2 separate regions of the Homo sapiens genome follow, and region 1 is linked to region 2. The links are chromatin contacts, found by Hi-C or POLR2A ChIA-PET in ENCODE. All regions are on one chromosome and are shown on one strand. The core of a region is the stretch at or near the end of the contact, and the rest is flanking DNA. Distances in the headings are between cores, read along the strand shown. Region 1 holds the start of PRKAR2B-AS1 (PRKAR2B antisense RNA 1). Region 2 holds the start of PRKAR2B (protein kinase cAMP-dependent type II regulatory subunit beta).

Evidence for each region. Hi-C counts contacts between places; a loop is a spot of excess contacts on that map. ChIA-PET counts read pairs that join two places held with the same protein, here RNA polymerase II (POLR2A). Pooled maps may share reads with other maps.
Region 1: a loop to region 2 is called in a map of endothelial cell of umbilical vein, with 4 times the contacts of the local background. The contact joins the promoter of PRKAR2B-AS1 here to the promoter of PRKAR2B in region 2. A Hi-C loop is called at or near these places in 3 of 168 maps with a recorded cell type or tissue (K562, endothelial cell of umbilical vein and mesothelial cell of epicardium), 1 of 37 single-sample maps with no recorded cell type and 3 of 50 pooled maps. POLR2A ChIA-PET finds 5 or more read pairs at or near these places in 10 of 52 experiments (A673, CD8-positive, alpha-beta T cell, K562 and 7 more).

What each region holds. Positions count from the first base shown.
Region 1 is chr7:107,078,242-107,080,941 of GRCh38, reverse strand. PRKAR2B-AS1 (PRKAR2B antisense RNA 1) reads left to right here and starts at 1,333. Exons shown (of 4, transcript XR_007060469.1): 1 at 1,333-1,476. All of the region lies in intron 2 of PRKAR2B (protein kinase cAMP-dependent type II regulatory subunit beta), which reads right to left.
Region 2 is chr7:107,043,435-107,046,134 of GRCh38, reverse strand. PRKAR2B (protein kinase cAMP-dependent type II regulatory subunit beta) reads right to left here and starts at 1,430. Exons shown (of 11, transcript NM_002736.3): 1 at 921-1,430. The coding sequence starts at 1,227. RefSeq lists silencers at 1,037-1,331, 1,118-1,677.

The DNA of each region.
Region 1 (2,700 bases), core at 84-2,583, 35 kb before region 2:
AAGGTCATTTAAGTAAGTTGCCCAAGGTCACACAGCTAATAAATGATGTACCTAAGATCCTAAACTGTATCTGCCTGCCCTGGGTCCAGCCCAGTGCCCAACACATTGTAGGCCCTCATTGAATATTTGACTGTTAAATTTAAAAACAGCTCCAAATCCAGCCTCTTACTTCTACATCATATTGCCTTCTGTACCTAAGATAAGTATCAGACGGTTACAGCGCTCTCATTAGGAAGCTAACAGAGTTAGCCTTAAGGAAAGTTTAGTTAAACAAGTATTTACAGTGAATAAATTATAATCTAAAAACTATCAATCCAACTATGTCCTCTTTGCTCTGTCACCCTTGGTCATCCACAAGATGTAAGACCCTCCAGACCACCATCTTTTCCCTAATTTCATCTCCCCATGCCTTAAGCTTCCCTAGACTGCAAGTACTTCAAGGGCATAATGTGTTCACTGCTGTGCCTAGTGTAGTCCCTGGCAATGGTAATTGCTTGCAAATATTTCCTCAAATGAATTGCTGCTCTGTGGCTTCCTTCTGTCCATTACTACCCTCCTTCCCAACACATTCCCCACACCCTCACATTCTTTTATAAAACATTACTGACTTTTCTCTGCCTTGGTTGAAACTTGATTCTTCTCCAAGAACACTCCTTCTCTTAGACGGTACCACTTCCTGCACACAGTGGGATCTGAAAGATAGTGAGGGCACGCTGTGGCTCCCCACACTGGCATCTGGACCACTCCATGGTGCTCCCACTGAAACCTCTGTGCTCCTCCGAGAGCCACGGCATACAGATGCCCCTTCCTGACTGGTACCTGGCTCACAGTTTTCATTTCACTCCAATGTGCCACCATCGTAGGCAGTCAATGTCCAAGTTGAAAACCCATTTGAGAGCCCATCCTCAACTTATTTTGGCTTCCTTAATTCCAATAAAATGTCACTCAGCCTGCCCTTTAGCAGGCTCACCCTGTAACTATATTCACACTGGTCCTTACCCCAGCACACACTACTCAGGAATCTCACACCGCTCTACACACATGCCTGGAGAAATCTTCCCATCCTCCTTGCATTCTCATTTCTTTACTTCACATTCTATTTTTTCTTTGACCTCATCCAGAGTGTCCTTGTTTCTCAGTCCATTAATTATGAACCTCACTGTTAAGCATAGGGAAAAAGACATGTGAACAAGCAACTACAACATCAAACGATGTGTAACAGTAACGGTATCGGAAGGAAGGAAGGGAGGGAGGGAGAGAGGAAGGAAGCTGATGGCAGGGAATGTGGTGAGCTATAGCAAGGCCTAGATAAGAGAGCCCATGGCATGCTCTGAATATGAGCAGGCATACATGGAGGCAGAACGCAGGCACGCCACGGGCCTGAAGCAGGGCTGCCACACGCCACCATTCGACAACTCAAGGGCACCATTCATTCATGCAGGCTGTCCTGACAAAATGCCAAGTTAGCAAAATAAGGTATGTTTGTTTTTTTTTTTTTAATAATCGCTTCTTTTAGATAAATGTGCAATCTTCCTTTATAAAAGCTTTTTGTGAGAAGTTTCTTATCTCATGTAGCACACACCACGGTTGTATCACCTAAGCCATGGCAATCTGCAATAAGATAAGTACAGAGAGTAAAACAGTGTTTAGATACAATTATAGCAATTTGATATTGCTGTGGCAAATTTATATTTCTCAAAAGTGCTGGTCTGCAGTGCACTGGGAAAACAAAAACGAAAAACTGATCCTTCACACAGAGCTGGTGAAGTAGTGACCTAAACTCCGCTTGTAATTAAAGAATGGTTGCACTACATCTAAATGTCTATTCTATCTACTCATACCTATTTTATACTATCTTATAGATCTAACTCCCCGACCCCTTTCCCCAACAGTGGCAGTGTTCCTGTAATTAAGGCACACGGGGTTTGGTGGGTTACATAATTCCCATGTTATCTTCCAAGCCCTTCCACATCGACTGGCAAAACCACCAGTGTGAAGAGTCTGAGGACACTATAGGCGCAGAAAGATCCTCCCTTCCCACCATGCCCCAACCTGAACAGCTGCTTTCACTATCTTCCTTTCTCCTTTCCCTGGGGGGCTCTAAGAGAACTCTGGGAAAATGCAATTAAGTTCAAGAGATAATCTAATTTCTCATTAGCCTTGAGGTAGCTTATCAGCATTCCAGGGCCTAACAAAAAAGAACCAGAGACTCAACAATGCCACAGATTCCACTGGGTTCCAATTCCCAAGGTTGCTTAAGTATCAGTAAACAAGCGCTGCTAGAGTGTAGAGCAGGAGGGGCAAGTGGCTGGAAATGAGCCAGGAGCAGTACTTGCTCTGTTCACTTGGATTATTCATAATGAATCACAGGGAAGAACCCATTTTATTATAATACTAGTGTGGGCACTGAGAGATAACAGGTGCATGAAGTGACTTGGAGGCCCCCTAAATGGCTTCCATCCCACCCAAGGAACAAGCCTGGACAAAAGCCCCCAGGCCTGTGCCCTGGCATCTCAGAGAACCTCCTTAGGTCCCAGTCCCACCTTCCATCCTGTCTTCCCACCTCCCTTGCTCAAGACTGACACCTCTCGTTTCATCCTGTTGCCTCAGTCAAATTCTCTTTCTGACCCTTGATTTCAGCCTCACCCTGGGTGTCATCCTTCTGACTAACTCTTCATGTCAAGCTCTGCAGTCCTGAAG
Region 2 (2,700 bases), core at 181-2,680:
GAGGGTTGTAAGCAGAAGGGGTGGGACTTGCCAGGAGCAGCTATTTGAGAAAATTCCTTTTTCTTTCCCATTCATTCTTTCTAGCTCTACTGTCTGGCACAATCCTTACAATTACTCACTGGCTTTTCATTCTAAAGACAACCAACAAGCTTTCAGAACTTCCTACAGTGTTTTTCTCATACACTTTTAAAAAAATAAAGCACCAAATCATTCAATATGTCTTTTATATAAAAAGCAAACCATTAACCCATTTCCTCGTTCCAAAGACCCCCGTGGGTTTCAGACTAAATAGAATCCTTTGTTACGTGTCCAAAAATAACACAACACGGTATTGGTAAATTGGAAAATAATAGATAACTCTTATTTCCAAGAATGTCAGAGCTACTGGCCATAAATTTTGTTCTGCCCCAGTGAGTCCAATTTCATGCTTCTTTTAGCGAATCTACCGTCCTAACAACAGTAAAGCCAATCATATTAAACACGGTTCTCCTTTTCTCTTTCGACATTCCATTAATAAATACAAGGGCTGAAAGAAGACGCCAAGCGGGCCAGTTTCTTTATGCACAATGGTATCCTCTAAGCGAAATACCTCCAACCACAGCGAAAGTTGTCTTTCTAGCAGATGCCCACCCCAACCGGCCCAGGCAGAGGGGGCAAAGGGTAAGAGGGAAGCGTAACATCCCAGCTCTCCCACCTCTAGAGGAAGGGAAGAGGGTATGACAGAGAGCGGAGTAGGAAGGTGGGCGAGTGGGAGAGACAGAAATGGATGCTGAGGGGGTGGGCGAGATGGGAAGGTAGGGAAAGGTGGAGAATGCGGGGAGAGGTGGGTGCGCAAAGCGGCAAGATCCGAGAGCACAGCGGGGAGCGGTGGGGGGCAGCGAGGGGATCCGGGGGCGCGAAGTGGGGGGTCTGGTCCTCACCATTGAACGCCCCTGCGTCCGCGGGCGCCGCCTCCTCCTCCTCCCCGTCCTCGGAGTCGGACTGCATGGGCTCCTCGGCGAAGTTGACCCCCTTGCTGGGGGTGCCGCCCCCGGCAGCGGCGCCCAGGTCCCCCCAGGTCCTGCCCTCATGGCCGAAGCGCGCGGTGCCTTTGCGCTCGTTCTCCTGCTGCAGGCGGGTGAAGTGCTGCAGCGCGAACTCCAGCAGGTCCGCGGGCTGGTGCCTCAGCACCTCCACCGTGAAGCCCTGCAGCAGCTCCGTCAGTCCCGCCGGGATCTCGATGCTCATCCTGCCTCCGGGGCGGCAGGCGCCTGGGCGCCGCCCTCGCCCCCTCCCCGGCACGGCCTAGGGCCCCGCGGCTGCCGAGCGAGCGCCTACGGCGCTGGCGCGCTACCGGCTGCGAGCGCGGCGCACTGGGCCCCGGCGGCCCGGCTGGCCCGGCCCGCGGCTCCCGGCGCGCGTCTGCTCCGTGTGGTGGCGGCGGCTGAGCGAGCGCGGCCCCGGGAGGGCTGGCAGCATCTCCTGCTCCTCCCGCTCCAGCCGCGGCCGCGCCTCTCCCCCGCCCGGGCGCCCCGCCCCCGCCCCGCCGCGGTGCGCGGGAGGGGGCGCAGGAGAGCGCGCCCACGTGACCCCCGGAAACCATGGCAACCTCCGCTGGCTGGCGCCGCGCACCCGCCTGTCAGACCACCGCAGGGCTGCGCGCCCGGGCCGGGAGAGGCGGAGGGAGGCCCAGCGAGGCCGCCTTCGTGTCCACCTGTCCGCGCGTCCAGGAGCGGGCTGGCCACTCGCCCCGCTTCCCAGGCGTCATTCGCCATGGTGAACCCCCGCAGAGGTGGTGCCAGGAGATTTGTCTTGAAACTTCAGCCTCCACCTTAGTAGTGGCATTTTATTTTCCTTCTAGAATCTAGTTGCATGATAAGTGTTGCTAATGTCCTTTGTTTAAAGTCTTATGGTGGTACTGGTTCTCTTTTGGACAAAGAAATGCTACCCCATCTTTGTGACGTCTTTCTTTTTCTTCCCCACATTTTATCCAGCCTTTCCCGATCCATCCTGTTTATTATGTTTCGTCTTACTGATGCTATTCCGTTGTGCACTCCACGCATTTACTATTTATTGAGACAAAGGCACCATTTATTGAGAGGCACCTATCAAAGTTAGTTGATCTCTTTTAAATAGGATAGTGCAGGATGAGGCGCTTATTATTTTGAAACTTTCCTTTATGCTTTGAATGATTTTTGACTTGTATGTCCAAAAATTGAAATACTTCAGTATAAAGAAAAATAGAATTACTAATGTGTGCTTTTAAAGTAGAAGGCTTTGACTTTGAAATGAGGCTTACTTTGCAAATGTTTACAATTTTGAAGTAGAGAAAATTGTCTTTTGTCAATTAAATTCTATTTAAGTACGCATACTTCATTTTCTACAATTATCATATCATTGTAAATAAAATATTTCAAGAGCAAGCTCACTTGGTTATTCTGATTTATCTTCCCACCCACGGAAGAGTAAACACATGACTGGGGAAACTCCAAGTCTAGAAATCAGAGATGTAACGAACTAGTCCCTCTTGTAAAAATGGATCTTGATGTTAACCCTTTGTTAATGATGCATCCTGTATTGACTCCATGAGCCAATGTATTTCTCTATTTTCATTTCTTAACAACTTTATAGTAATAATGTTACGTTGCTTTAAATATACAGTAGTTAAGTGCTTCTAATTGTGTCGAGCATTTTAAGAATTAAACTTTTGGCCGGGCGCAG